2 separate regions of the Mus musculus genome follow, and region 1 is linked to region 2. A link is a loop called in an ENCODE intact Hi-C map of the cell type or tissue named here. Cell type or tissue: gastrocnemius. All regions are shown on one strand. Each heading gives the region's core, and the rest is flanking DNA. Links, peaks and the distances in the headings are about the cores only. Region 1 holds the start of Ktn1 (kinectin 1). Region 2 has its middle 27 kb from the start of Atg14.

Region 1 (16,469 bases), core at 4,174-12,173, 52 kb after region 2:
TGACACTCAGAGGGATGGCAAGGTTTTCCTTTGAGTTCCCACTCAGCAGGGAATAAAAACCTAGTAATGTCAGCTTCACCCTCCAAGATGCTCACATGCCCAGACTGCTGGCCAGCAGGGGCCTCCTGCTGAGACTAAGTCCCCCCCCCCCCCCAGCTGTGCTGTGCTGTGCTGTGCTGTGCTGTGCCTAACACACAGGCTACGGAAGCAGTAGATTTGGTGGCTCCATCACATGCACCACCTGCTCCCAGCTTTCCTTAACCGTGTCTGTGTGTCTGTCCTTGATTCCCTGACTGCCCCTAGTCAGTGCTCCAGAATCAAGTAGGATGCAGAGATGAATAAAAATTTTCTTCCTAGAATCCAAAGTTGTGGTATACAAGTTTAATTTCAGCACCCAGACACAAACTTGCTGAGTTCAAAACTACTCTGGTTTAAATAGGGAGACCCTACCTCAAAAAAACAAAACAAAACAAAACAAACAAAAGTTATTTTTTTTCTAAAGTAGTGTTTTGTAGTATTCAGTGCAAAGTCTCTTAAAATTATTTCTAAATATTTTGTTATTATGTTATTACAAATAAACTCTCTTTGTTTTGAATTGTGTATAGCTAGTGTACAGAAACAGTGATTTTTGTGTATTGACACTTGTGTCCAATAAGTTTGTTTAATCCAATCCATGGTCATACCTCATAGTTTTTGTGGAATTTTGTATACTAACTCACAGCATCTATCACTAGAACCAGAGTTACTTTTCTTGTCAGGTTAAATAGTCTTTGTCTCCATTGCTGAGAAAAAAGAAAAAAATTCTTTTTTCTTATGGGATGCAGGATGGGCAGTATGTTGTCTTCGTCTAATTTATCTACCATTATTTTCTAAAGAACAGAAGCATAAAACTTAAACAGTGGGGATCATGTGAGGGAGCAAACAGCAGTGGTATTCTAATGTGGGAGAAGAGAAGCCGGTGTGCATCTGTACATGGTACCCCAGAGTGGGAGAAGAGAAGCCAGTGCTCATAGAGTAATATAACAAGTAGCTGTTTGAGGTGAATATTAAACTTTAATATAGATCCAGGGAGTGGTGGCACTCGCCTTTAATCCCAGCACTTGGTAGGCAGAGGCAGGTGGATTTCTGAGTTCAAGGCCAGCCTGGTCTACATAGTGAGTTCCAGGACAGCCAGGGCTACACAGAGAAACCCTATCTTGAGAAACAAAAACAAACAAACAAAACAAACAAACAAACAAACAAAACTTTAATATAAAATTCATAAATATGTATTAATATTGTTATTTTAAAAGTGTGGTATGCATTTGTAACACCAGCACTTAGATGCCAACACACCAGATTGCAACCAGGGTTATGTAGTAAACCCCATTTTCCAAAAAGAAAAAAACAAAGCTGATTTGTAGAAATGCCCAAATAAGAGCTGAAACACCTTGAGAAATGTTGGTAGTCATAGTCACTACCTCTGCTCTAGAACTGTAGCCTTCCTGAGCAAGAATCAACTAGCAATCTACTATATTATATAAAGGTCACAGATCTCATTAGAATAACCTTTTATCTCTCTTGGACTCTTGGCAATGTTGCTGGAGACAGCATTACAATTCTTATATACGTACCACTTGGCCGAGGAGGTGCAAGAAGCATGTTTAACAGTCCAGAAAGCCTCTTCCTGTCTTCACATGTAATTAAACTCCACCATACAATCCCTGGATGTGTGTCTGACTCTGTGTGTGTGTGTGTGTGTGTGTGTGTGTGTGTGTGTGTGTGTATGTGTGTGTGTGCGCACATTCCTAGGTCAGAGGACAAGAGTGTCATTCCTCAGGAGGTATCCAGTGACTTGGAGTTGTTGGGCTGGCCAGTGGGCCCCAGGGACCAGTCTGTGTTTGTTTTTGCACAACTCTATACCCTGTGTTTGTTTTGTTTCCTTTTTTATTTTTTCTTTTCTTTTTCTTCATTTACATTTCAAATGCTATCCCCAAAATCCTCTATGCCCCACCCCCCCACCCTGTTCCCAAACCTGCCCACTCCTGCTTCCTGGCCCTGGCATTCCCCTGTACTGGGGCATATGATCTTCGCAAGACCAAGGACCTCTCCTCCCATTGATGGCCAACTAGGCTATCATCTGCTACATATGCAACTAGGGACACAGTTCTGGGGGTACTGGTTAGTTTATATTGTTGTTCTTCCTATAGGGTTGCAGACCCCTTTAGCTCCTTGGGTACTTTCTCTAGCTCCTTCATTAGGGGCCCTGTGCTCCAACCAATGTGTTCCATCCACAGTGGACTGTGAGCATCCACTCCTGTATTTGCCAGGCACTGGCATATAGCTTTAGAAGGGAGAGCTATATCAGGGTCCTGTCAGCAAAATCTTTCTGGCATATGCAATAGTGTCTGGGTTTGGTGGTTGTATATGGGATGGATCTCTGGGTGGGGCAGTCTCTGGATGGTCCTTCCTTCCGTCTCAGCTCTGAACTTTGTCTCTGTAACACCTTCCATGTGTATTTTGTTTCCCCTTCTAAGATGGATCAAAGTATCCACACTTTGGTCTTTGTTCTTCTTGAGTTTCACGTATTTTGCAAATTGTATCTTGGGTGTTCTAAGTTTCTGGGCTAATATCTGCTTATCAATGAGTGCATATCATGTGTGCAAGGATGTGGAGAAAGAGGAACACTCTTCCATTGTTGGTGAGATTGCAAGCTTGTACAACCACTCTGGAAATCAGTCTGGTGATTCCTCAGAAAATTGGACATAGTACTACCAGAAGATCCAGCAATACCTCTCCTGGGCATATACCCAGAAGATGTTCCAACTTGTAATAAGGACACATGCTCCACTGTGTCATAGCCCCCTTATTTATAATAGCCAGAAGCTGGAAAGAACCCAGATGTCCCTCAACAGAGGAATGGATACAGAAAATGTGGTATATTTACACAATGGAATACTACTCAGCAATTAAAAACATCAATTTATGAAATTCTTAGGCAAATGGATGGATCTGGAGGACATCATCCTGAGTGAGGTAACCCAATCACAAAAGAACACACATGATATGCACTCACTGATGAGCAGATATTAGCCCAGAAACTTATTTTGTTTTTTTAAGATGTCTATCTAAGTCTTGGCTGTCCTAGAACTCACTATGAAGACCAGGCTGATCCTGAACTCACAGAGTTCTGGGATTATGCCACCATGCACAGCTAACACCCAGCATTTTTATCTAGTTTTGCCGATATAGACTTTACTGGATGGGCCACCTTTCCATCTCCCTAGACTCCCATAATTTAGTAATGTCATGGATAGATATTTTTATTACATTTATGTCTGTGCACAAAACACATGCCTGGTGCCAGCAAAGTTAAAACCTCCCCTGAACTGGAGTTACAGATGACTGTGAGCCAGTGCTCTTAACCACCCTAGTCTTTGTATTTACAACACAAACACGAGGAACTGAGCTTGGATCTAGTATGTACATAAATTTGAGTGTGGTATGTACACCTCTGACCCTAGTGTGGTGGATTCTGGGTTTCTTGGGTAGCTAATCTAGCCAAAATGGAAAGCTCCAGGTTCAGTGAAAGACCTTGTCTCAAGAAACAAGGTGGAGACATGATTGAAGAAGGCATCCTGATGTCATTCTCTGGCCACACATACACATACATGTGCACACACAGGAGGTGGGGGAGAGAGGGGAGAAAGATGATGTGTATATATATATCTATATATATAATATATAGATATATATATAGAGGAAAAAGATGATATATATGTCTCTCTCTCTCTTAGAGAGAGCAGAAAAGAAGGATAAAAGCCAGGTGGTGGTGCAAATCTTTAATCTCAACCCTTAGGAGACAGAGGCAGGTAGGTTTATGTATGTTCCAGACCAGCCAGGTCTACAAAGAGAGTTCTAGGACAGTCAGGGCTACACTCAGAGAGACCCTGTCTCTACAAAACAAAACAAAACAAAACAAAACAAAAACAAACAAACAAACAAAAAACCCAAACCAAACCAAAAACAGAAACACCCCCCCACCCCCAAACCAATGCCCAGGGGTGGGGAAGTAAAGAGTTGAGATGAGCGGAAGTGTGCAACCTCAGCACTTTCCCATCAAGTTGCTGCCAAGGAAGCACTGCTGTCATTAAACACGTTCAAGCCACTGACGATGGCTGTGAACAGAAAGACAGAGTGAAGGGACAACCTTACTTTATCTTCAAACATTTTCTTTCTAGGGTACAAAAGAGGTTTGAGTGTCATCAAGGATGTACTTTGAAATATAGGGATGGATTCTACCTGACATAGCTAATAAGATCCACTCTAAAGCAAATGTATTGCCTATTTTTAATGTTTGGGAAAACAAGGTGAATGATTGGCTGTCCCATTTTTTCTAGGGTTGAGGGATTCTCTAGGATATGATTCCATGAAAAAACCAATAAAGTCTAAGACACAACCAACACATGGGTGGGTGACTGTCTCATAACCTGGTTATGAGAGAACTGATCAGGGGATAGATGTTGCTAACAGAGATCTATGACCCCCAACTCAGAAGACATACCCCTCTTGTATTGCTTGATGGTTTTAGAAACAAAGAAGACAAGACAAGATGGAGGCCTTAAGTTTCTGCAGATGTAAGCAGATGTCTCCTGGTAAATGCCCTCAGGGATCTTGCACGTTCTGTCTGCAATTGGCAGCCCTCTGGAGATGATCCCCCCCGCCCCCCGAGAGCAAAATTCCAGTGCTGCAAGCCACCATCTCTCCTGCTCATCGCTGGAAATGGGTCTTTAACAGCCATTTCCCATCACTCCATCACGTTAGCTACTTCTGGTAAATACTTCGGGCCTTAGCTGCAGCATGAGTCTTTCTGCTGGGAAGTGGGTTCCCATCTCAGAAACCATGCTGTCTTGTAATTCAGAAAAGTCACGTGACTGAAGCCAAAGCACGAGGGGTTTTTCAAGAATCATCCGTGGTGTCACATGACAGACAGGCTCTACCAAATGAACTCTAAGATGCTTTGTGGCCGGGAATGTCACTGGTCACTTTGCTAAGGAGTGCAGCAGAACCCTGCTGTGGGTATAGAAACAAATTGGCAGGAATGGTATCTAATGGGTAGATACACACTGCCTAGTGGGTGTTCAGTTTCAGACCCAAGGAAAGGAAGGGGCTGAGGTGCATATTTTATATATCAAAGCAGACCTGGCCTCCAGGTTCTCCCCGCATCTTCCAGTCTCAACGTGGCAAACCCAGACCCTAAACTTTTGTTCTCTCTCTCTCTTCCTCAATCCCTCCCTCCCTCTCCCCCTCTCCCCATGGCGACTCCCCTGGCCTCCATCCTCGGGGCCAGTGAACTTCCTGCAGAGCAACTTCTCAATAAACCCGCCTTTACTATAATCTAGTCTGGCTTGAATTGGCTCATTTCGCTGGTGGACATATAACCCATCAGTGGGTACTTCTCACATAACTGAGAGCCAGGGAGAGCTAGAGTGACAGGGCAAGAATGAGAGCAGAGAGCTCCAGTGCGGAGAGCAAGACATGTGAACAAGAGAGCCAGCAGAGGAGATTGATGGAATGGAGGCCCCTTAGGACGCCAGAGGGCTGCCGGCCAGAGCTCTGTGTCACCCGGCTTGTCATCAGGAAAAATCATTTTGTAGCCTTCACAGAATAACAACTTGAAATAGAGCTTGGACTCTGCTCCTTTTTTTTTTTTTTTTTTTAAACTGTGACATTCTCCAAACAATATATATGAGTTCCAAAAAGTAGCTTTTAAAACTGTTGAACCAGCAAAACATGGTGGCGGGTGTCTATTCAACAGTGGCGTCCTAGAAGGGGAAGCCTCTTGAAAGTTTAGGGGTCCAGTTGAGTCGTTTCTCTCTCCATCTAGTCTCAGGGTCTCTCAGTGATGCAGTGGAATTTTCTTGCTGGAACTTGCTCTGTAGAGCAGGCTGGCCTCGAATTCAGAGATCCTCATGCCCCTGCCTCCCTGGGATTAAGGGCTTGTGCCACTAAGGCCAGGAGTGGGATTTAAGAGGGAATTTAGAGCTTTAAGATCAGTGGCTCCAAGAGACAGTGGGTCCAAAAACTTGGCATAATGTTAATTCTGTCCGGGCGTGAGGCTGGTGGATCTCTGAGTTTGAGGCCAGCCTGGTCTACAGAGTGAGTTCCAGGACAGCCAGGGCTACACAGAGAAACCCGGTCTCATAAAACCAAAACCAAAACCAAAAAAAAAAAGATTCCCAAACAAAGGGCACAGCGCAAGCCCCTATGGATCCAACAGTTCCTCTGTTTGAGAGCTGGTTCCTTGTAGATCTGCAGCTGAACTTTCTGAGAACCTTCTTCCTCCTTTATTCAGATGAAGGCAGGCATCCTTCCAGCCTCCCTTCCAGTACTGTGAGCTGCTTTACTTCAATGCTTATCTCTGCCTTCCCTGAGCTGGCTGAGTGAGATACAATCTCTTACTCAGATGCTACTCTGATCTCTACAGAACTCCCCAATTCTGGGAAGCCTACATGGTCAAAACAGGAATGGGCAGGCGCCTCTTCATCTATCAATATATTGCATGCCTTCAAATCTTCCCCAAAATCCGTTAAGAAGAAAACTGGTACAAGCTAAAAGCAGTAAACTGTGCTTTTTGTCCGGGGGGGGGGGGGGGGCGCAGGGGGGAGGGGAGAAATAGTCTTTCGGTAGCTACATTATACCTTATAGTTTTCAATAAGGTTTAATTTCTGATTGTTTTAAGAGATAACTCAGATGGGGAGTGCTAATTCCTTTTAGCAAGTTAGTTGTGGGTTTCAGCGACATGGACATGACATCGGTGAGTAGTGAGCAGCAGTCACAGTTAATTATAACTTAGGTTAATTATGTGTGTTAACTATAGTTAATTATGTTACATTTTACTATACTTCAAAACTTAGAGGATTAGTCTTAAATACCAATAGGGCTTGCCACCTGTAACATATCTAGTACATCTTTTTGTTTTGATGTGAGCAATTAGAAAGCTTATAGGAAGGAAGCATCCAGCTGTTCCCCTTTGAGAAGTCAAAGTTCATCCGAATAGAAGTGGCTGGCGCATTTATACTTCTGTATCGACTATAAGAAGTAAGACGTTTGGAGGATTGCTTCCCTAAAGACCATGCTACTATGTAACTTACGAAGGAACCTATGTATCATTTGTATGCAAATGATGGTGTCCTTTTCCTAATGTCAGAAAAAAAAATCTAACTGGAAACTTTTTTGTGGGTGGAGGGGGCGCAATTACAGAGTTGTTTGTAAGCTATTCAAGAACCTTTACATTCCATTACAGAAATGATACAGTTACACTTTGTATTAAGCTACTAATGGCCTCACTTCCCAACAAAGCCAAATCTTCTGGCACTTACAGGTTCAAGAGACAGCAGCTCAGAAACAGTGTTTTGCTGGCCTTGGAGCTGGTGAGTGCTGAATAATACTCATGAGAAAGGAAAAGAGCAAGCTCCTTGAGAAGTGGTGATTGGACACTGGTGGAATTCTCAATACCTCATCAGGCTGTTGCTACAAACGCTTCAGCTTTCATTTCTGCTTTGAAGAGCTCTGAAAGCTTGGGCGGAAATCATTCGAACGCAGACAGATGCGCAGCATTCTTGTAACTAGCCTATGATGAGGACATTCTCTGTTGTTAATGTTGAGACTTATCTGATGCTCCAATCATTAAGGATTGCTCCTGGGTAATGGTAATGGTGAGTCTGATTCTATTTCTCTACCCCACACTCTAGAAGCGTGCCAATCATTTGGTAACTTTTGAGGAGAGTTTAGAGTATGTTGTAGATATGTTCAGGGCAGTGACTGGCGTTGTCTGAGATAATAATAATAATAATAATAATAATAATAATAATAATAAAACACTAAAAAGCAACACCGGAGAAAAAGCTTCCATCCTCGCAGCAAAGAGCAGAGAGACGCAGAGATTCTGGTCAACCCCTCTTAGCGCTGCAGTTTCTAGTTATTTAACCTTGCTTAAGGAATGGCCAGCAGCCAGCAAGCATTGCAGCCTTACAATATTTGCACACAACTTATTTAGGTCGGCTCTATAAATTCCTCGTTTTGCGGATTTCGGAGGAGAAATCCCAGCCGTGTGTGTGTGTGTGTGTGTGTGTGTGTGTGTGTGTGTGTGTGTGTGTGTGTGTGTGTATGTCTAGCAACTTGGAGTACGGTTAAAAGGAATCAACCCGTGTCGGGGGCCAAGTGGTACTTTTGTGCGAGGGTCACGTGAGACCAAGGCCGACTGGGGGAGGCAGAGTAGGGTTGAATGGATGAAGGGATTCCGCAGGGACTTCCAGGCGGAGGGTGACGTCTCTGCAGCCCAGCGCGGGGCATCTGGAGGCCGCCGGCTGCGCGGACCTGTCCCTTTAAGGGGCCGGTCTCCGGGCCCCTCTGGCCGCGACGCCCGGACGTGCGGAGCCGCCCCGCCCCGAAGCCGCCCGTTTCCTGCGGGGCGGCGCGACGGCACCTGAGCTACTGCGGCGGGGCCTGGGAGCGCGCTGACCAGGAGGTAGAGCTCGCGCCGCTGCATCGTCCCGGCCTGGTACCCGGCTGCGCAGGGTGAGGAGCAGGGCCGGGGACTCCAGGGCGCGCGGGCGCGGGGCGCAGGGCGGGGGGCTGCGCTCGCGGGGTAGGCCTCGCACGGAGGTCGCAGTGTGCAGCGTCCGCCCAGGCCGCGCCGCCGCCGGCCCGCTCCGAGGATCCGCCTGCGGGTTCGGGCTCCAGGGTTCTGGCTCGGCGATCTCCCCGTGGCTGCAAGGTCCGATCCCAGGTCCGCGAGTGGCCGGAGCTCCCCGGCCATCTCCTCTGAGGGCGAGGTCGATCCGCCAGGGCCGCGGGGTGACCGAGGAGCCTATTTTTAGCTGGGCTCGCAGGCCCCAGGGCGGGCTGGCGGATTAAGGCTCTGATGAGGGTGACCAGAGGGAGCGCCTCGCCTCGCCTCGGGCGCCCTGGGCTCGGGCTGGGCCACGCGTGCGCCATGCTGGAGCGGCTCTCCCCTCGCTTGTCCCGGAGCGCCGCCCCTCCCACCACCCGGTCCTGGGAGTTAGGGGAAATCCTGCGAAGTTCTCCCTCTCTCCCAGGGGTGTGTCCGCCTTGGTGTCCAACAATAGAATTTGGGGTGTCCCGGATCTGGCCGCTTTTGGCGTAAGGGAGCAGAGTTCGGCCATCCGAGACCGGGGCTTGGGAAGCAGCGTTCTCTTCTTTGTCCGGCTGCCTCTCGGTTTAGGTCAAAAAGTGCGCTGTTTAGTGTCTTCGGGTCCTTCTGGGAGGAGGCGGAAACCCGGATTCTAACAGCAGGGCCACTGCTAGAAGTGGATTCCTTAGCAGCTATGTGGATTAGCATAGCTTCAGAAGCTGCGGGCCGAATAGAATAGTTCAAAGTTTTGGAGTGTTCTGAGAAATTGACAGCTCCACACCCAGGTAAAGAGGAGCTCCCCAAAGGTGAACTAGACATTGAGTTGTGTAGCAGGTGACTTAGGGGTGATTTAACTTTTTTTTTTTTTTTTTGCCTGAATTAGGTTGCACTTGTTTTCTCCCCTCACCCGCAAGCACTGGCAGCAGTGGCTCTGGTGTGGGTAAAAGCATTTGGTGATGAGACCTGAGATAATCTGTCCATGCTGCCCTGGGGCATTCCGGCTGACCTGTGTTCTGTATGTGCCGCGGTAGCCTTTCATATCTGATGTGTTGCTTGGTAAATAAGCCTCTTTCCCATTCCACCTTTCTTTTAGAGACCTTACACGAAATAGCTAGGCTTAATTATGTAGGTTCTTTCCCCATGCCAACCCTGAGTTAGAAACGTCTCTGAATTTTGTAGCCCTCAGTAGACATACATGTCTTAATTATCAGGTGCATTAGAGAATAAGGTGTTCTACATTACTGAGACACACACTCAAATATATCGGGAAAATTCCTCAAGTGTATTAAACACTTTAATATCACAAAGGATACCCAGTATATAATCCTTTCTTGATTCATTGTCAGCATTATGGAAAGCCGTTGGTTTGTTTTATTTTATTGGTATATTTCTATGACCTCCCTAAGTATTAGCAGCCTCTTTCTCTGATATAGTTTCCCCCTAAACAAATCTAATAAGCAAAATCCACACAAACCCCTCACCCCCCGAGCAGTGTACAGGCTTGCTAGTTTGTAGGTTTTGATCTTTTGTTAGATTTTGATAAAGACCTAACAAGTAAAGGGCTTGTTCTGAGGCTCAGCTTCTAGAGGACGCATGGTAAGATTGACCGTCAGTCAGTCTTTAGCTGGAATTTTACTTGAACTCTTTGGAGGATGTATCGTTTTTCCAGGGAGGGACTCACTGGGGTCAGCCAGAAACTTGAGCATGCCATATATACTTTTGACACCTCTAGCCCTCGAATATGTATTTTTGTTTGTATGCCTACTATGCTTTTTTTTTAATGGCCAAATTTTTAATTAAAAAGATTTTTTCAATACTTTGTAAAAAATAAAAATTAGTAAACTCAGTGGTTCCAGGAGAGTTTGCTTTAGGAATCTGACCTCATGTGTAATAAGGAATGGCAGGAGGTGGGGGCGGGGGAGGTACAAATGTTCAGGTGTTTGAAAGTAACCTCTTACGCATGTGGTTTTAAAGGTCTCTGAAGGCAAATCCAGAGTATCCCTAGAGACCAGAAGTAACTGTCCAGAAGTCGCAGTGACCTCTCATGTATAAATGGACTGCATCCCCCATCATTGCTGCTCCAGTTCTAAGGGACAGAGTCTGGGGTGTTCTGATGAAAAAGATACGATGTATTTGTTAGCAGCTGGGGAAAATTGGTTTAAGATTATGAAGGATATGGTTCCTATAAATAGAAACTTAGGGGGAAACTTTAGGTGCCAGGAACCAGAGTTTGAGTAACTTAAGCCATCACTAAAGTCTAGAAGAGAAAAGTAATAATTTACAAGTGTTTGTCAAGTGCATGAATTGGTGCTGACAGCCTTAAATTGCTTTTAAGCCTTTTCAGTTAAAAAAAAAATGCTGTTTGTCATGATAGTGTCTTTGATCACTCCCAAGGGCAGAGCAGGTGGATCTCGGACAGACCAAAGTAAAAATAAAAAGGGTTGTGAGCTTTAGCCTTGAAATGATTTCCTCCTACCCCCTTTAAAAGAAAGGGTCCGGTCTCTACCATGGAGATTATTTGTATCCCATGTTCATTCACTATAGCAAAGAGTTGGAATCAACCTAGTTGTCTGTTAGTGGGTAAGTGCATAATGAAAATTAGGTCTCTCTGTAAAAGAGTACTATTCACCTCTAAAGAAAAATGATGTAAAAACATTTGCAGGAAAATGGACAGACTTGGAATGTATGCTAATAATCAAGGTCCCTCAATCTCAGAAGGAATTAACTGAGTGTTCTCTCTCCTAAGTGGAGTCCAAACAGTTGTATCTGTGTAGACGTAAACTAGTGCATATGCAGGCACAGCCAACATGAAGAAAAGAGAACAAGAAAAGCTAAATATAAGGATGAGGAAGGACTGCGTGCAGGTGTTAGGTGAGTTTAGGGTTAAGACATGATTGAGGTTATAAGGCCAATTGCTTTTCTTGTTCTAAGTCTGTCATGGTTTTGGTTTTTTTTTTTTTTTTTTGGTCTTGTTTTGTCTTTGATGGTGGTTAATGGTGGTTAAGTGCATAAAATGTATTTGATACCGAAAGTGTAAAATTTAATGTGAAACTTCACAACTTCCATTTCAAAATGTCAATATTAACTATAGAAGTTCATTAAGTTATATAGACTTTGGCTGTGGTTAATTTTGGCATTTGATGTTTTTGCTTGAAAAAGTTTTAAAAAAAGTTAAAGTTTATAAAATAAATTAATAAACACTTTGGTACTAAAAAGAAAGGTGCTGACCGCATAGGTCTGACCTGGGTTTCTGCCACTGCCTCTTGAACAGTACACCCGACTCCTTGGGGCTTCTGCCTAGGTCTGACCTGGGTTTCTGCCACTGCCTCTTGAACAGTACACCCGACTCCTTGGGGCTTCTAACTGCTTTTATATTCGAAGAAGCAAGACAAACTTTCAATTAAAAAGAGTATTTTTTTTTTTTTTTTTTCTGAGACAGGGTTTCTCTGTGTAGCCCTGGCTGTCCTGGAACTCACTTTGTAGACCAGGCTGGCCTCGAACTCAGAAATCTGCCTGCCTCTGCTACATTAGATCACATTCTACTACTGTGCATTTCATTTACCCTTTTGACTCCAGGCCCCATGGCCTGAATTTGCAACCTCGCCCCATTCTTCCTCGCAGTATGGGATTGTAAGTATATGCCATGACAACTGATTTTTTTTCTTTGTTTAACCCATGTGTTTAAGGCAGTGTCTGGCTCATAATAGGTGCTAAGTAAGAAGTTGTCAAATGAATTAAGCCTGTATCTTGCAGTTCCTTTTCTTTGGTGGATATTGCATTCTGGATACACGTAGCTACTAGTTTGTTCCTTTCCTAGGAATTTTTAGAGAACAGAAGAGAGTGCCAGGGAGTCTCTGGAAACCTTTTGGTAGAGGAAATAATGTTATACTGTGGTGGGGACTGAGTTACTCACGCCATATAATTAAAAAGGTACTTCAAACAGGGACTTAAAACACATATGTGCCTTAGTCAGGTGTAGTGGCATCTGCCTTTAATCCCAGCAACTCAGGGGGTCTGGGTAGAGAGAAGAAGCAGGTAGATCTTTGAGTTTGAGGTTAGCCTGGTCTACATAGTGAGTTCCAGGACAGCTAGAGCTACATAGTAAGACGCTGTCTCAAAAAAGCCAAAACCCAGACTCCACCAAGACAAAACATACATTCAATATTTGTGTACTTAAGGAATTTAACATTAATCTGTACCTGTATCTTTTTATTTAGACTAATCAATTTTCTTAGAACTAGTTTTCTGATTTTTCTTCTAGAGATTGTATTATAAAAGCATTATCTATAACTTCTTTTAAAATTAAAAAAAATTTTTTAAAAAGATTTATTTATTTATTCGATGTATATGAGTACACCTTTGCACCTTTGCTCTCTTCAGAGCACAAGAGAGAGCATCAGACCCCATTACAGATGGTTGTGAACCACCATGTGGTTGCTGGGAATTGAACTCAGGACCTCTGCGAGAGCAGTTGGTGCTCTTAACCGCTGAGCCATCTTTCCAGCCTCTATAACTTCTAATATTGTTTTTTTAAAAAAACTAGAATGAAAATGTTGGTAACAAAATCCTGGAGCTGGGCGTGGTGGTGCACACCTTTAATCCCAGCACTCGGGAGGCAGAGGCAGGCGGATTTCTGAGTTCGAGGCCAGCCTGGTCTACAAAGTGAGGTCCAGGACAGCCAGGGCTATACAGAGAAACCCTGTCTCGAAAAACCAAAACAAAACAAAACAAAACAAAAACCAAAAAAATATCCTGGAGTTTTCCAATCCTTCAAAAGGTCTTGGTTTTATTTTCCTATATTTAGCTTTTGTCAGACATTAGTCATCTTTTTCAGAAGAAGGAAATGCAGTGTATTCAGGGGTTGGTCATGGTAGCACCATCGTGAGTAAACTTGGTAGTAGGCCTAGGTCTCCACTGCTAGGGAGAAGGAAGGCTACTTGTCCACATTTTCTCTCTCTCTCTTTCTCTCTCTCTCTTTCTCTCTCTCTCTCTTTCTCTTTCTCTCTTTCTCTCTTTCTCTCTTTCTCTCTCTCTCTCTTTCTTTCTTTCTTCCTTTCTTTCTTCCTTTCTTCCTTTCTTTCTTTTCTGTTTTCTTTCTTTTTTCAGAGGGGATATGAGATTCAGTGGGAACATTGTCTATCAGGACACACATTCATATGCTACCTGCTCACTGGAAATGTGGGACAGTTCTTTACTCTTACCCAGGAACTAGGTGAGTTGCCATGGAAGCAGTGATTCTCTGGGTGCTGAAAGGAGACCTGCAGGTTTTCGGCCTTGGTCACCCTGAGGGTTATGGAAGTTCTTTCTCCTTGTCTGTAACTGCATGCCTTCAGTGATGCTCTGGAGAGCGGGAGAAGGACCGGTGGCTTTAATCCAGCCTTGCTGCTTTACCACCTGATTTCTCCCCTCAGCTTCCTCACTCCCCTTTCAGTGCTTTCAGGCTTGCCTGTATACTTTGCTCTTAAGCCATTTGTTTTGTTTTGTTTTGTTCCTTTTGTCCTCTTCCTTTTTTAAGTGGGACTCTTTGTCTGAATTTATTTGAAACTTCCTTTCCATTCAGCTTTGTAGATGAGGGACTTACTCTTAGGGACTTACTTTTATTGCTATACAAACTTTTGTATGATTGATTGTTGCGTTTCTGAGACTGGTTGCTAAGACTGACCTTGAACTGCCACACCTGGTTTAGGTTTAAATTTTAAATTAATATCTTTTTTTTTTTAAGATTTATTTACTATATGTAAGAACACTGCAGCTGTCTTCAGACACACCAGAAGAGGGTGTCAGATCTCATTACAGATGGTTGTGAGCCACCATGTGGTTGCTGGGATTTGAACTCAGGATCTCTGGAAGAGCAGTCAGTGCTCTTAACCACTGAGCAATCTCTCCAGCCCAGGTTTTATAAATTAAAAAGGAAAAACTTTTTTTTCTCTCTCTTAAGTGATTTTTTTTTTTTTCATTTATGGATTCTTGCAAAATAGAAACAGTTATTTTGGGCACTTTTTAATTACAAAGTTACCTTGTCTTGTAAGTGGTTGCACCTGTGTCTATATTGGTTTGAGTTTCTCCTCTGATTGAAGGCACAGTAGGGATGTCCTTTGAGAAAAACAGGAACTCATTTTCTACACTGGCCTCAAACTTCCCGTACACCCTCCAAGTGGTGGTATTATAGGCATGTGCCTTCATACCCATGGTCCTGAACCTATTTTAACCATTTATTTGTTTTGAATTTTTGATTGCTTTTCATTATTTTCCTCTTTCCCTCTCCTCGAGCTAGGTTTTTTCTGTGTAGCCCTGGTTGTCCTTGTATTTTGTAGATCAGGCTGGCCACAAATTCACAGAGATCCATCTGCCTCTGACTCCAAAGTGCTAGAAGTAAAGACCCGAGCCACCACCACCACCACTGTATATTTTATTTTTATTTTGTGAAAATCCTAATTCATATTTATTCAGTCACTTTTATACTAACTGCTTTTTGTTAATATCTGTCTTAGTAAGGTTTTCTGTTGCTGTTGTAAAATACCATGATCAAACTCAATATGGGGAGGAAAGGGTTTATTTTATTTATTTTATTTTTTTCCTTTTTAAAATTTTTAAAAATATTTATTTATTTTATTATATGTAAGTACACTGTAGCTGTCCTCAGATACTCCAGAAGAGGGCATCACATTTCGTTATGAATGGTTGTAAGCCACCATGTGGTTGCTGGGATTTGAACTTGGGACCTTCGGAAGAGCAGTTGGCGCTCTTAACCACTGAGCCATCTCAGCAGCCCAGGTTTATTTTTGAATGTAAATGAAGCTATGGCCTTCCCTAGGTTTGGTTGAGGAGGTTTTTATTGTAGACTGGAGGGAGAACATCCAGAGGCACCTGGAAAGGTTCAGGCTGAGCATGGCCAGCAGACTTACCCAGGGGCAAAGAAGTGCTTGGAGGAGCGGCAGGGACTGAGTGAGAGACCTGGCCCAGGTTTCTCTGGGACCTAACAGTTTCATCTTTCCAGGAAGTCAGCACAGAAATCCAGGCAGGAACCTGGAGGCAGGAACTGATGCAGACATTGTGGAGGGGTGCTGTTTACTGCTTGCTCTCCTCATGACTTTCTCAGCCTGCCTTCTTAATAGCACACGTGATCACCAGCCCAGGCGTGGGCTTGCCCACAGGAGATCTGGTGAGGATAGTTTCTCAGTTGAGGTTTCTTTTTGCAAAATGGCTCTTGGATCTTTCAAACTTGACATAAGACTAACCTGTACACTGTTCATGATGTGACATTTTCATGCACAGATATCGCATATTTTGATTATATGCGTGCTCCTGTTACCTGTCTCTCTGTCCCTCTGTTCCTCTGTCCCTCCCTGGACTGCCCTTCTTAGGAGGAGAAATAAGAAAGGAGAAAATACTTGATACTTTATGTGTCTGGTTTATTCCACTTAACACGGTTGTCTCTAGTTCATCTGTGTCCTCCAGAAGAGATGGTTTCCTTCTTTATTGCCGAATGAATTCCCTATTGGTATTTGCCACGTTTTCTTTATCAGTTGATGGGCACCTGAGTTGATTCCATAAACTGGCTACTATGGTTGTTGGTGCAGTGAGCATTGATATGTAAGTGTCTTTACTGTATGCTGCTTTGGATTCCTTTAATGTTTACTTAAGGAGTGATAGGGCAGGATCATATGCTAGCTCTATATTTTAGCTTCATAGGGTCTCATATATATTTCCACAGTGGCTCCACCATATCTCCACTAATAGTATATAGTGCACCCTTTCCCAGCACCCAGCATGAGCTTTTGGTGTTAGTGGCTTTTTTTAAGTCATTGACTAAGTTCTGGATGCTAATCCTCTG
Region 2 (16,469 bases), core at 5,527-13,526:
ACGGGATCTCATTATTTCACTCTGGCTGGCTCACAATTCTCTATATAAACCAGACTGGCCTTATCCTTGAACTCACAAAGATCTACCTGTCTCTGTTTCCCTAGTGTTGGCATTAAAGGCATGTATGTATCACCATGTACATAAATTTTGTTATTTTCTTCTTATTCTGACTTCATTAAAATTTTAAGATACCTTAAGCACCAATCCAGAAGTTATGTGTTGTGTACCAATCCAGATAGATCTCCCATGAAAAGAGGCAGAGCTGAAGATAATGGAATATAAAATATGCACAAATAATGCAGGAAATAATGAAAAAAGTGGCAAGTTCCCACTCTACGCTGGGCACCAGCAGGCCACATGGCTCCAGCCGCGTGTTCTCATCTCAGCAGACTCTGGCCCCAGGCTCCTGAGATGTCTCCACCTGACTCACTAATTTTTCTTGGCTGGTTGTTGCCACTCCAGCCCCATGCTGTGACCACCCACCCCCCTGGTCATCCACAACAACACCCAGCAACCCAGTAGAAACAAAACTCTAGAAATTTATATCTAATCAGTCAGATGTATACATCATTAAATTCTCAATTCACAAGATGCTCACACAGAAAATTCAGAGTCAGTTGATAATGGTACAAGCTGCCCACCTAGATTAGACAAGTTACCCCAATTATTCTATCCCTATACAATATCAAATCTACCTGTGGCTATTTAAAACCACGTGTATTCTGAACCACCCTGCTCATCACTCTCCATCTTGCTTCCTCCCTATCTCTCTTGCCCAGTCACTGTCTCTGCAACTCTTAGCTCCGCCTTCCTTTTCCCTGTCCCATCACAGGCCTTCTGTGCACTAATATTTTAATGTAATTGGACAGGGGAAATCCTGCCACACACAAATGGACCTCTTCCAACAATGTAATACATCATTCCTGTCACCTCAAGAATTCTAGCTCACTATTCTATTTCTTTTCTTTTCCTTTTTAGGAGTGGGAGTAGATTGTTCCGGCTCACCAAGAACTCACTCTGTAGACCAGGCTGGCTTCAAACTCACAGAGATGCACCTGCCTCAGCCTCCCAGATGCTGAGATTAAAGGAAGGTGTGTACCACCAAGCTCAGCCACACCACTGCGAATCAAACTTAATTTTATATCTTTTGTGTTTACCAAGCCCTAAGTATCTTTTTTCCCCCAAAGATTTATTTTATGTATGTGAGTGTACTGTTGCTGTCTTCAGACACACCAGGAGAGGGCATCAGATCCCATTACAGGTGAGCCACCATGTGGCTGCTGGGAATTGAACTCAGGACCTTTGGAAGATCAGTCAATGCTCTTAACCTCTGAGCCATCTCTCCAGCCCCTAAGTACCATTTTTTTTTTAAAACAATTTCAGGGTGTTAGTAAAAACAACACAATCCTTCAAGGATATGTCTGTTAATCTTGAACTTCATCTTAGAAGACCAAGAATTGGTCCTTCCTTTTATAAATAGTCAGACTGTCATTAGTTATAATCCATTAAGGACAGAAAAAGAATAGGGAAATCTGAACTTCTCCTCTCTACACCTTTATCCTGAAATGAGTTTTCATGTTTAAAACATAAACTGTGCACCCAGAAGCATTGACTTTAAAAGCAAGCATACTTGGGGCTGTAGAGATGGCTCAGTGGTTAAGAACACTGACTTCCAGAGGTCCTGAGTTCAAATACCAGCAACCACACGGTGGCTCACAACCATCTATAATGATATCTGACTCCCTCTTCTAATGTGTCTGAAGACAGCTACAGTGTACTTAGATACATAAAATAAATAAATCTTTAAAAATAAAAGCTTGGGCTGGAGAAAAGCAAGCATACTTACTATAGTTGAAGCACAATTCTGAGCATTCTGAAACAGGGTTCGTTGGCATCATGGTTACCCTGGATGTCACAGGGAGAGTCAGAGGAGCTTTGGTGCTCTCTATGCAGAGAGCAGAGGCCATTTATCAGGCACAGGCAGCAAGGCAAGGCAGGGTCAGTCTGGTGGGGTGCTGAGTCAGGAGGGATGCAGAGAAGCTGATGAGCCAGGCAAGATGCTGCTGGCTGCACAGGGAGGAAGGGGCTGGCAATGGCTCATGGTGAGAAAGGAACAGCTTTTCTTTCACCTTTCCTTTCTTTTCCCTCCCTTCCTTCCTTCCTTCCTTCCTTCCTTCCTTCCTTCCTTCCTTCCTTCCTTCCTTCCTCTTTTATTCCCCTTCCCTCTTCTCATGTAGCTCAGGCTGGTCACAAACTATATATCCTCTACCCTCCAAGTGCTGGCATTACAGGGTTCACCATCATACACAGATTTTCAGGTGTGGAATCTCTTTTATATGTATTATGTTTGCTGGAGTGTCCATGGACAAGTGTACTCTACAGAAAACTTGTGATGAGCTGGGCGTGGTGGCGCACACCTTTGATCCCAGCTCTCGGGAGGCAGAGGCAGGCAGATTTCTGAGTTCGAGGCCAGCCTGGTCTACAAAGTGAGATCCAGGACAGCCAGGGCTATACAGCGAAACCCTGTCCTGAAAAACCAAAAAAAAAAAGAAAAGAAAAGAAAACTTGTGATGGTCAAAAGACAATTGTCAAGAGTAGGTTCTCTTATTCCAACATGTGGAAGGAATCCTACTCAGAGTATCAGGCCTGGTAGCAAGTGGCTCTACCAACAGAGCCATCCCACCCACCCAGATGTGGTACTTCTGTTATTATTTTGCACCCCCAAGCCCCAGGTAGATTTTCAGCAATTACAGAGAATTTATCTTTAGCTACATACAGAACTCTGTTGCTCCATGGTTAGGGTCCAGATAATTCAAGAAGATAATGCAAACGCAAATATCTAGAGATTTGTCTTTCTGCGGATCATTAATTCCAATGCGTTGGCTTTCTTAGGAACTTAACTGTGCTGAATGGTTCTATAAACAGACACATTTATGTAAGAGATTTCAAAACGAACTTGGAGACTTAAAATAATGTCTTTCCCATTTGATTCTACTGCTTCAGAGAAAATTTTTTTTTAATTATTCATCCACCTGTCTCTGTTCCAAGCTGATTTGCTCAATAGATGTTAGTTAATGAAGCAATCCACCCCGAGCATGGAGTGTGGGAAACACGTCCTAGAATCGACAGCTCCAAGGATGGTTTCTCTAATCAGGATAAAGGGAGCCTTCTGACAACGCTGGAATCTTATATAATGGTGCATGGATTCATTTAATAACGTATGCTAAAGGCGGCAGCCTACTGAGCTGCAGGCTCAGTGCCAGCCTGACAGATCAGGAACTCTTGTATTCATAATTGCACTTAGACTGCTTGCCCCCCAAAGGTCACAGGTATTTTTAAACACCAATTTAAAAAATCTGGAGAGATGACTCAGCAGTTAAGAGTACAGACTGCTCTTCTTAAGGTCCTGAGTTCAAATCCCAGCAACCCACATCGTGGCTCACAACCATCCTTAATAAGATCTGACACCCTCTTCTGGTGTGTCTGAAGACAGTTATAGTGCATTTAGATATAATAGTAAGTAAATCTTTTTAAAAAATAAATCTGGTGTCTTCATTAGAATAGCAAGTGAGGGGCTGGCGAGATGGCTCAGTGGTTAAGAGCACCGACTGCTCTTCCGAAGGTCCCGAGTTCAAATCCCAGCAACCACATGGTGGCTCACAACCATCCATAACGAAATCTGATGCCCTCTTCTGGAGTGTCTGAAGACAGCTACAGTGTACTTACATATAATAAATAAATAAATCTTAAAAAAAAAAAAGAATAGCGAGTGAGTACACACAGACACCAGAGTTGTGCATGTTTTGAGAAAGGGCTGCAAAAGGAACAGAAAGAAGGAGGCTATCTAGAAGGGAAGAAGGGACAGAAAGAAGGGGGCTATCTAGAAGGGAAGAAGAGAGGGTGGCCTTGGGTACCTTGGTCTTAAATTTCCAATCTCTGGAATGGTGAAGAAGAGAATTTCTGTTGTTTAAACTGCCCAGTTTGTGATGGTTTTTTGCTACGGCATCCCAAACTAACTAAAACAGATCAATGTTATTTATATCCTACTCCATTTTGTGTGTCTCTCTGTGTGTATGCACTGCTTGTGCATGTGAGTATGTCTGAGAAGGCCAGAAGAGAGCATCCTTGTATCCTGTCTTACGTAGTTCAGGTTTCTATTGCTGTGAAGAGACACCATTACCACGGTAATTCTTATAAAGGAAAACATTTAATTTGGTACTGGTTCAGTTCATTATCATCATGTTGGGAAGCATGGTCATATATAGGCAGGTATGGTGCTAGAAAAGGAGCTGAGAATTCTAAATATGGATCTGCATGCAACAGTCAGGAACTGTCAGCCGCTAGACCTGGTTTGAACTTCTAAGACATCAAAGTCTACTCCCACACCTTCTCCCACAAGGCCACACCTCCCAGTAATGTCAGTTGCTATGGACCAATGGAGCCATCTTCATTCAATTTAGGAACTAAAATTGCAGATGATTGTTAAAAGTCCTGCTATGGATGCTGGTAACCGAACTCCTAACCTCCGAAAGATCAACAAGCACTCTTAACTGTTGAGCCATCTCTCCAGCCTCTAAAATAAAATTTAAACTATGCCCCATCACATACGACAGAATGCTGAGGGGGGTCCCCAATCCCTGCCCTATGCCCTAATGAACTGTCCCCCAGCTGTCCAAACCCAAACCCAGGTGCTCTTGGATTTTGCTAATATAGTTAAAATTCCAAGACCATTGTTAGGAAAGAGAATATTCTGGCTAAGCCTGGCCCTAGCTGCTGAGCTGCTACAAAGGAATTAGCTGCTCATTGGGAGGGATTTTAGAGCATGTGGAAGATTGTTCACTGCTGACTTTGAAGATAGGATGGGGCTGTAGTACAAGAAATGTGGGTAACTTCTAGGGCCTGAGAGTGGGCCACATTTGATAGCTATTAAAGAAATAGGCATCTCAGCTCTATGTTTTTTGTTTTGCTTTTTAAAGACTTATTTGTTTACTATATGTAAGTATACTGTAGCTGTTTTCAGACACCCCAGAAGAGGGAACCAGATCTCATTGTGGATGGTTGTGAGCCACCATATGGTTGCTGGGATTTGAACTCAGGACCTTCGGAAGAGTAGTCAGTGCTCTTAACCACTGGGCCATCTCTCCAGCCCTCAGTTCTATGGTTATGAATTTTTCCATCAATAGGACATAGTCTTTGAAGTTGCTTCTTCCTCGAGCTTCTAGAAAGAGCAATCTGTATCGCTCTGTATTGCTTAGTTCATACTAACTGTACAAAATACTTTGTCGCTGTGGTGGTTTGAATAAGAATGGCTCTTATAGGCTCACAGATTGGAATGCTTAGGGAGCAGCTTTATTTGGAAGGACTAGGGGGTGTGGCCTTTTTGGAGTTCAGTATTGTTGAAGGAAGTGTGTCACTAGGGGTGGTTTTTGAGGATTCAGAAGCCCAAGTCAGGTCTAGTAGCTCTCTCTCCCTACTGCCTGTGGATCCAGATGTAGAACTCTCAGCCACTTCTCCAGCACCATGTCCCCTGTGTGCTGCCAAGCTTTCCACCATGATAATGGACTAAACCTCTGAACTGTAAGGCAGCCCCAATGAAATGCTTTCCTCTTTATAAGAGATGCCATGGTCATGGTGTCTCTTCACAGCAATAAAATACTGTCAAAGACAGTTTTATTAGGGCATTTGATATTCACATATGATATCCTTAGATTATGCAGTACCCTTGCACTATAAGTAACTTCAGTAAATGTATTGGTTCACTAATTTGGACACTTCCCCATGCAGAAATTTTAATGAGCAGTCATGTTTTTGGGCTATCAGTGTCCTCCTGTTTGAATACATATTTTGCAACTATCTTACTATGCTTGACATGATTATCTCCTGTTCTATATATAAGGTGATTTTGTGCTTTTTTTTTATAGCCAAATGATGTTCCTGTGTGTGCGCGTGTGTTTTCTTTATTTATTCATCATTGACAGGCATGCTGATGTAACCTGGCTGCTGTGAATACTCTAGCAATTGGTGGCTCTGTTTCTTCAGGGGTGAGCGAGCACAGGAACACTATAGCTGGAATATATGTGAGTTCAATTTTTAATTTTCTGAGGACTCTCCATATCTATTTCCATAGGAATTGCAATAATTTACATTCCCTCCAGTGATATATACACAAGAATCCTTACCTGCCTTTGGTTTCTGTTTCTCTACTTATGGCCATTCTGACTAGGGTGAGGGGACATCTCAAGCTAGTTGGGGTTTTGTTTGGGACAGGGTCACTATAGCTCTGGCTGACTTGGAACTTGGTATGTAGACTAGGCTAACCTGGAACTAACAGCAATCCACCTGCCTCGGCTGGGTGTAAAGTTATGTGGCACCACACCCAACTCCGTGTGGTTTAGATTTGTGTTTCCTGGAGGCGAGGCTAGGAGTGAGCATTTCCTTCTGTTATTATAAAGGCCAATCTTTGATTTCACTTTTAACAATTTTCTTAGTTACATTGTCTCAAATCTGGGCTCTGTACAAATGTGATCTTAGGGGCTGATAGTATTGCAAATACTAATTTGCTGCTTAGCAATGGAAAATGAGAAAATCATGATTTATGAGTAATCTAGGTGGCTAGAGAGTTGGCTCAGTGGTTAAGAGCACTGACTGCTCTTCCAGAGGTCCTGAGTTCAATTCCCAGCAACCACACGGTGGCTCACAGCCATCTGCAATGCCATCTGACACCCTCTCCTGGTGTGTCTGAAGATAACTACAGTGTACTCCTATATATTAAATAAATAAATACAAAAACTTTTTTTTAAAAAAGAAATGAATAATCTAGGCATAGTGGCCTGTGCCTGAAACCCTAGCACTTGGCCATAGGCAAGAGGATCAATTCAAAGCCAGCTTCAACTAACTAGTAAATTCAAGGCCAGCCTGGGCTACATGATACCCAGTCTCAGAACCCCAAAACAAACAAAAAATAAGTTATCAGTAATAAGCAGAGACAGGTTTGCAGTGATCTGCAGGTCAAGTGACAGAGCAAAGGGTTGTGAGCTCAATGATAAGCAGACCTGGGTAAACACCCGCTATGGGAATATTCCTTCTGCTTTGATCTCTGTCACTTTTGATAAGTTTAAAATCATTTCAAGTGAAAAAAATTTCAAAAATAAGGTTAGCGACCATCTCTGTGGGTGTTTTCAATCGTTTTGGTAAACACCAGTTTATCTGAAACCGTAAGTTGTTCATTGCTGGGAGGGGAAGCTTGCTGTGGTTGCTTTGAGTAAGAAAGAGTTAACTGCTAACGTCCTTGGAAGGTCCCATACACTTGGCTAAGTACTTCACGTATCTGAACTCATTTAACTGTTCCAACACCGAGAGTAAGTATTCTTCCAGTCCTCTGAGGTGCTGTGGGTTGAACCCAGGGACTCAGGGATGCCAGCCAAGCACTCCATTTCTGAGCTACACCCCAAGCTGGGAAGTATTTTCATTATCCCCTTTTGGTAGCTAAGTACACTGAGCCTGTCCCAGGTTATAAACCCCTCCTCAAAGCATCTCACACAAAACCCAGATTCTCCACACAGTCCCTGTTAATGGTCTATAATTGCCATTTCACACTTATACTAGACCTCTTGTTTGAGTCTGGCTTATTTTTGCTTGGGAATTTATAATAATCTCCTGGTCTCTGTTTTTACTTTGGGGAAAAGAAAAGGGGAGGAAAAGATGAAAAACAACAAACACAGTGAGATTCTGTCTCAAAATATAAACAAACAAACAAGATGATAAATAAATAAATAAGTTTGTGTGTTTTGTTTTCATGCACATATGTGCACTATGTGTGTGTGTTTGGTGCCCATGGAAGCCAGCAGAGAATGTTGGATCCCCTGGAATTGGAGTTGCAGGTGGTTGGGAGTCACTGTGTGGACATGGGAATTGAACCTAGATCTTTTAGAAGAGCAGCCAATGCTTTTAACCACTGAGACATCTCACCAGCCTCGAGATAGAGACTTACCAACTGATTCTGCTGGGCACGAGGAGTGGCAATAGACTGCATTGTTATGGGGACCTCTGTAGCTTCCTGGATCAATAACTACTTAGTTATCCCACACATGGCACTGGGATTTTTGTCTAGTGACCCATGGTTTCAAGATCTGGTTAGGACACACAGGCAGGTACCACCTCATGAGCTATATAAAAGATTTTCAGGGGCTGGAGAGATGATAGATCAGTGGGTAAGAGCACTGACTGCTCTTCTGAAGGTCCTGAATTCAAATCCCAGCAACCACATCGAGGCTCACAACCATCTGTAGTGAGATCTGATGCCCTCTTCTGGGGTGTCTGAAGACAGCTACAGTGTACTTACATATAATAAAGAAATAAATCCTTTTAAAAAAAGATTTTCAGGAGTAGATTCTGGAAAATATGGTCTCCCACTTATCTTCTAAAGGTCATAAGGTCATTTTCCAGCATCCTTATCAAAGCCTGTCTCTCTAGCTTCTTTTTAGGGGCAGAAAGATGGAATGGCTATAAAAAAGGCTAACTGGCCTTCTAGAGGGTCAGAGTTCAGATCCTGTTGGGGGTGCGCTTTGAAGTTCCAAAAGCCCTCTCCCCATCCCCCTCCATCTCCCCCTCCCCCTCCCTCTCTCTTCCCCTGCTCCCTGCTCATTGCTCCCTGCTCAAGGATCAGATGTAAATGCTCAGCTACTGCTCCAGAGACATGCCTGCCTGTTGCCATGTTGCCCACCATGATGGCCATGGAATCTTACTTTCTGGAACTGTAAGGCTCCAATAGACTCTTTCCTCTAGGTATTGCCTTGGTCAGATGTCTTATAGTAATAGAAAAGCAACTAAAGCCGGGCATGGTGGCACATGACTTTAATCCCAGCACTCAGGAGACAGAGGCAGGCGGATTTCTGAGTTCGAGGTCAGCCTGGTCTACAAAGTGAGTTCCAGGACAGCCAGGGCTATAAAGAGAAACCCTGTCTCGAAAAACAAAACAAAACAAAACAAAACAAAACAAAACAAAACAAAACAAAACAAAGCAACTAATATACATCTAGTCGATATTTGGAGATATTTAGCCACATTTACCAATTTTTTTTAGTTTGTGAATTTAAAACTTTGGGGGGTGCGGGTAGATGGTGCAGTCTATAAAGTGCTTGCCTCTTAAGTGTGAGGATGTGAACTCAATTTCCATCACTGATGTTAGAGCCAAGAGTGCCCCTGTCCTCCTGGCACTAGGAGGCAGAGACAGGAGGATCCCTGTGTTGGCTGACTGGACAGTGGAGCTAAGTCTGGGAGCTCCAGGTTGCTAAGGGATCTTGTCTCGAAAACCAAGGTAAAGAGCAGTGGAGGGGAACAGTGAGATCAGCCTCTGGCAGCCACATGCCTCTGCATATACATGCTTGCACAAGTATCTTGACATGAATGTACACATACACACAGGCACACATGCACACATACACACACATGCACATATACACAATACATATATGCACACATGTACACATACACACAGGCACACATGCACACACATATACATGCACATATACACACAGGCACATACACATGTGCACATACACACACATACATGCACATATACACACAGGCACACATGCATATACATAAATGCACATATACACACATGCATGTACACATGCACACATGTACACATACATGCACATATTCACACATGCACATACATAAATGCACATATACACATAGGCACACATGCACACACACACACACACACACACACACACACACACACACACACACACACACACACACACACACACACACATTTAAAGATAAAAACTCTGGAACCAGTAGGGTTTTTTGCAACTCTTAAACAATAGGTGAAAACCTCTAGGACTTGGGCATCAGGCTTCAGGCTTTCAAGTCACAGTCAGCATTTTAGGCCTGGACTCTAGAAAGAAAAATACAGATGTCCATTCAACAAGTACAAAATTACAAATAAATAGGAATAAATTTTGTTACTTTACTGTACCCTAGGGTACAGTTAACAATCATGAGTATTTCAAAATTCTAGACATTTTTGAACTTTTCACCAGGAATAAATGATGAACATTTGAGGTGACAGCTATGCTCCTTACAACGATTTTATCGTTATATTTATATAATATATATATATATATACACACACACATATATATATACACACACACACATATATATATATGTATGTATGTATGTATGTATGTATGTATGTATGTATGTATGTATGTATGTATGTATGTATGTATCAGAACACTACGTGGCTCCTATAAACCTGAAGAAATATTTACCAGAAATCTACAACATGAGAACCGTAGTGCTAAAGTGTAATGTGAGGAAAGACTGTTTCACTAGGGGGCGCTCTGTCTCCTCTCTCAAAGGCAGAGCTTCCGGTTTGGGGAGCAAACAGGCTTGGGGATCAGCTGAGGAGGGGCTTAAGTACATGCCGGTGCAGAGGACCAGGGGCTACCTCCTCAGATACACAGGATTAGTTACTGTCTTGGTTAATGCAGATATGTTTGTGCAGTGTATACTGGCAGGTTCTGTTCACATCAGTTCACCTGGAGGTGCTTGGCCTGTGATTTCTCACACACAGCACCTTGATACTGTGAACGTCGGAGGCAGTGTTTTTGGCCTAGGAAGTACCGCCGAGTCTGCATAAATGCAACAAGGCCGCCGGAGGACGGTTTTTAATCTGGTGCCAGTTTTGCTTGCTGTAGCTTTGTCTTTTTCCTGGGAGCCAATGACATGGTTCTAATTAAGTCTGCACTGAGCTGTCAGTTTCCAGACAGGGATTTTATATCACAAGAATATGGAGGCTGATTTACGAATTCCTTGAAGGTCTTTTCTAGAACAAAATTCAGTGGATTTCTTGCCCTTTTAATAATTGCTTAAACTCAAATTCCTTACTCCCCAGTAAGCCACACTTCCCCTTCTGGGTGGCTGGGTAGAGCAGGGCACCAGAAAGAAGCCTGTGCTTACCATGGCATAACCTGTCCCCCTCCCCCCGCCGCCCCCTCCCCCGCCCGCCAAGCTCCCCCGCGCACCCCCCCCCCCCAAATCATCTGAACATCCTGAGTCATGATGGCACCTTGTTTCTACCTAGAAAAGCAACAGCTCTCAGGCAGGACTGTGCCAGTAGGTGTGCACACTGGCAGTGAAACACTTGCCGAATTTGAATTCCCGGGGATAATGGCTTGGTTTCACAAAGACAGGAATCATCATCATCATCATCATCATCATCATCATCATCATCATCATCATCACAATTTATGTATAATTGCAGTTCCAGAGGATCCAACAACGCTCTTCTGGCCTCCTCAGGCACTAGCAGTGCACAGACATACATGCAGGCAAAATACTCATATGTATTCTATGGAGATCACCTGTCAATAAAAATGCCAATGGCCAATGAGCTGAAGCAGGAAATAGGAGGTAGGACAGGAGAGGTAACTGACCATGTGGTAGACATAGAATAGTTTGAATGGGTTCAATAAGTTATGTGCTAGTCAGGGAATGAACCAAAGCTTATGGTCTAGGCGTTTAATAATAAAGAATTACATCATTCTGCAAGCTGGGGCTGGGAAAACTTGGAATTTAGTTCATTTTCCACGATTCAATAAAAATAAATATAAGGAAAGAGGAAAAAGAGATCTGTGGAAGTGAAGCAACTCACCCAGAGACAAGCTCTGCTGATTCACAACCCGCAGTGAGTTCCGGGAAGAGTCCTGGCACTTCAGCTCCAGAGAATATGACATTTCTGGACTCTGTTGGCACTTGAACACATGTGAACATACCCACATGCAGGCACACACACCTACAAGAATTTAAAAGAGAATGAAACCAATCTTTTGTTTTGTTTTGTTTGTTTGTTTTTGTTTTTGTTTTGTTTTGTTTTGTTTCGAGACAGGGTTTCTCTGTATAGCTCTTGCTGTCCTGGAACTCACTTTTGTAGGCCAGGCTGGCCTTGAACCCAGAACCAATCTTTAAAAGTAATAAAAATTCAAAGTTTTTTTTGGGGGGGGGGTATGACAGCCTTGGCTGTCTTGGAGCTCACTGAGTAGCACCAGCTGGCCTGGAACTCACAGAAATCTGTCTATCTCAGTCTCCAAATCCTGGCATTAAAGGCACGTGGCTCCTATGTCTTAAAAGGAAGGAAATTTGAACCTATGCCACTACATGGCTAACACTGAGGACACTATGCTGAGTGAAATAAGCAGTTATGGGAAAGTGCAGCGTGTTTCATTCACATGAGGTGTCAATGAAAGAGAGTGAAAAATTATTTAAGCCCCTAGACCTGTGTCCAAAATAGACCTCACTAATGGCAGGGAATAGAATTTGCCCCATTGCTCCAAGAAATGTTTGTACAGAATACTCTAACCGTTCCTTAAACCCGTTATGCAAGCTTGCCAAACGCTATAGCCCAATGCCAGGGGTTTGCGGGGGTTTTGCCTTTATAAACCCCTTACCCCTTGAGCTCATCATCGACTCCTCTACCCCTGTGTGGGATACGAGTTGTCCCCAGTGCACTGGTCTTTCTCGAGTAAACCTCTTGCAGTTTGCATCAAGACCATTTCTTTTGAGTGATTTTTTTTGGGGGGGAGGGGGTTCGAGACAGGGTTTCTCTGTGTAGCCCTGGCTGTTCTGGAACTCACTCTGTACACCAGGCTCGCCTCAAACTCAGAAATCTGCCTGCCTCTGCCTCCCGAGTGCTGGGATTAAAGGCGTGCGCCACCACGCCCGGCTAAACATAAGAAAATTTAAAAGTCCAAAACAAAGGTAGAGATCTGAGCTGCAAAAGATACAGTCTTGACCCTAAGGACAAATGCCGAATTCTGGTAGCCTTGAACTCAAGACTTGAAAACCATGTGTGTTGTGCATCAGGGAGGAAGTTCAGGGCCCATCAAGGATGGAACATCCAGTAGGAGCCACTGGCAGAAAACTTGAACCAAGGGACCAAAACCAAGAATATCCTCAATGAGGATGGATGAAATATCCTGGTGACAGATTATACTCAAAGCCAGTCTTTACGTGATTTTGTACCCCAATTAGTACTACCTACATACATATCCTCCAGACAGACACTGTCTACTATTACTGACTCCTAAGGGCAGTGAGTATCTACGAGAAGCAAATACAAACCATCCCCCAAGAGACAGATTTCCAATTCAAACCTCAATGTTTCCCACAGATTCTAAATAACAGAAATCCATGGAAAAACAAAGTCGCAAAGCATAGAAGCAGGAAAGGCACAGCCAGGAGGCACTGACCTCCTCTGGCTCAGAATGCCGGCTCTTAGAAGAGACTGAGGCAGGAGGAGTGCCACCATTTAAGGCAATCCTGAGCTACACAGTGACTTTGAAGCCAGCCTGGGCTACAGAATGAGACCCTGGAATACCAGATGAGGGACTAGATACAGCTCAGCAGTTAAGAGTGCTTACTGCTCTTGCAGAGGACCAGAGTTCAACTTCCAGCACCCAAGTTTAGCTGCTTACAACTTCTTGTAATTTCAGCTCCAGGGGCATCCCCACCCCTAACACACATACATACAAACATATGCACATACTCCTATATAGACATGGACATAATTCTAACAAACAAATCTTTAAAAAACAAGTTAGTTAATTAGGAGATCAGACATGGATTCTATCCTATCCATTTAAAAAATTTTTTTAGATTTACATTTATTACATGTATATCAGTGCTTTGCTTACATGTATGTATGTATGTATGTATGTATGTATGTATGTATGTATACCTACTGTGTGAGTGTCTGTTGTCAGAAGAGGGTGTGGGATCCCCAGAAACTGGAGTTAGAGATAGTTATGAGTCATCTTGTGGGTTCTGGGAACCAAACCCAGGCCCTCCAGAAGAGGGGCAAATACTCTTAAGCACTGAGCCTTTTGTTCAGCCCTACTGCTCTGTCCTGGAACTTACTCTGTTCCAAGCTGGCCTCCAATGTACAGAAATCCACCTGCCTCTGCCTCCCAAATGCTGGGATTAAAGGTGTGTGCTACCACCGCCCAACTTATCCAATATTTTTTAAAATATTCAGTTCTTTAAAAATACTGCCCCCAGCCCTGTTGAGGGGGTGATGGCACATGCCTTTAATCCCAGCACTCAGGAAGCAGAGCAGAGACAGATGGATTTCTGAGTTCAAGGCCAGCCTGGTCTACACAGTGAGTTTCAGGATAGCCAGCTCTACACAGAGAAACACCTGTCTCGAACAAAAATTTTAATCACATTTTATTGTTGTGGAAAATATTTTTTAAAAAGGTCCCTGTGGGCTGGCCAGTCTGTTTTCATCTTGTGGAAATTCTCTGACTCAGAGCTCCAAAATCTCTCCACCCAGTTTGTTAAGTTCCCACTGGTGGGTTGTTACCACACCAACCCCATGCTTCAAAATTCCCATGGCCTTTTGGGGTGCACTTCTTGAGTACCCACACTTGCCACTGTATCTTTCTCTCTGGAGCCCAGTTGAGCCACCACATGAAGGAAAACACCACATAAACATAGTTCAGAAACAAACTCAATCGCTGGGCAAGAAAACTAGAATCCTAATCTTGCAAGCCATATCAAATCTAAATCATCTAGTGGCAAATCCTGGTGGATTCACCATCTAAACTGGGGATCACTAGTAGCTACATCTTCTCTTCCTGCTGTCTCTCTCCTGCCTCTTCTCTTCCTTCCTCCGACCTGGAAGTCCCACCTACTCACCCAGTGACTGGTTTCTTTATTCATTAGAAGGGCCACATGAAGTACTGAGTGAGTGTGTAATTCACTCCAGGCAGCTCCTCTGGGGGAAGATGAATTAGCAAATTAGCATCAAAATATAAGCAGCACCGCGGCTATCCCCAACATTTTATTGTGTTGGTGGAGGCTGTGAGGTGCCATGGCTTATACAGGCAGGTTAGAGAGAAAAATTGGAAGAATCTGTTTTCTCTTCCTACCGTGTGTATTATTAGGCATGGCCATTAAGCACTGGAGGTTCTTACCTGTCCTCTCATTGGCCAGGAATGCAGTTACACACTGAGGGGTTTCTCTCACCCATTTGATCCTGTCTCCTCCATCCATCCCTATATTACTCCATCCTGTTCTCCTTTAAACACATAAAGAAACGTTGAAGGAAGGAAGTGTAGACTTGACAAAAGAGTAGTGCCAAAAATGTGCTCCAAGTACTGCATCAGCTTGCACCACCAGCCCCAGGATCCTGGTTCACCCATGCAGATCACTGAGGTATAGACCAAGCTGAGTGAGGATGCCCCTATCTCAGAAGTCAGGCTTCAGGCACTGGGCTGCAGGAGGGCTGTCTTGCTATGACAGGCCTGTTTGGTGGGTGGATCAGGATTCAGAGAGCTCAAGTAGAGCAATTACCAGGAGCTGTTTCTGGACTGCCATTCTGCCAGGGGTTTGGAGAAGCCTGCTGCAACAGGAAGACTGGACAAAGTCACCAGGCCTAGGACAAGGAGAGAATCCAGTCTGGCTGGCAGCTCATAGTATATGAGGTTCCTGCAAGGCCCAGGCTTGAGGTTTGGACCCAGGTCTCCAAGGAATAGTAAGATAGGGAAGGAGGCTGAAAGAGACCAGCTTGGACTCCCCTGCACCACCCTCCAGGCACTGGGCCTTCTAGGTCAGACGCATTCATCTGCACTGTCTATCCACCAGCAGATCTTCATCCTTCCCATCTCGGACACAGCACCTTTGGCTTCACTGAGACTCCAGGTACTTAGTCACACCTCCTTAAGAGTGAGTCCACAGCAAAGCCAAATGAAGCACGGGTATTTGTTTTTTTGTTTTATTTATTTATTTATTTATTTATTTATTTATTTATTTATTTATTTATTTATTATATGTAAGTACACTGTAGCTGTCTTCAGACACTCTAGAAGAGGGAGTCAGATCTCATTACGGATGGTTGTGAGCCACCATGTGGTTGCTGAGATTTGAACTCCAGACCTTCGGAAGAGCAGTTGGGTGCTCTTACCCACTGAGCCATCTCACCAGCCCCGGGTATTTGTTTTGTTAAGCAAACCCTTTCCCCAAGCAACAACAAAGGGGAGGTGGGGGTGGGGGAGGGGGAGAAATCTTTAGCACCATTTCTACACAGGCTTGCAAAATCACCACCAACTCCAAGAAAGAAAACTATTGTAACAAAGTTTTGACAGTAAAAAAAAAAAAAAAAAAAATTCACTAGCTGTTGCCTTTTTCTGTGGCAGTATAATGCTCTCCATGACAAAATATGAATTTATTTATATATATTTTATGGTACTAGAGATCCAACTCAGGGTCTTAAACTGCTAGGGGAGTCTACCATGGAGCTGCACCCCAACCTTCTTCATTCTTTTCTTTTTGCCCTCTTGCCTTGCTCCTCCGCCACCTCCTTTCCTTTCCCCCTCTCTCTCCTCTCCCCCTTATCCCTTCCCTCCACCCACCCCTCATATCAGAATGTCCCAAGGAGCACCCATTTATTCACT

What was found. Peaks named below come from ENCODE experiments on the same cell type or tissue, not always from the same donor. Only the 100,000 strongest peaks of a DNase experiment are listed, where the experiment ranks them.
Region 1: a loop joins it to region 2, with 2.1 times the contacts of the local background. A loop is called at or near these places in 8 of 42 quality-filtered maps.

The regions. Positions count from the first base shown.
Region 1 is chr14:47,640,881-47,657,349 of GRCm38, forward strand. Ktn1 (kinectin 1) reads left to right here and starts at 8,431. Exons shown (of 39, transcript NM_001347527.1): 1 at 8,431-8,559. In gastrocnemius, for the core only: no CTCF peak of the experiment used is centred there; DNase peaks (open chromatin) are centred at 8,428, 8,924 and 9,598; H3K4me3 peaks cover 4,451 bases; H3K27ac peaks cover 4,799 bases.
Region 2 is chr14:47,587,653-47,604,121 of GRCm38, forward strand. No RefSeq gene overlaps it. Among named protein-coding and RNA genes, the nearest start is that of Atg14, 27 kb to the left of the region's middle. In gastrocnemius, for the core only: a CTCF peak has its summit at 10,361 (motif pointing right); DNase peaks (open chromatin) are centred at 10,379 and 10,609; H3K4me3 peaks cover 263 bases.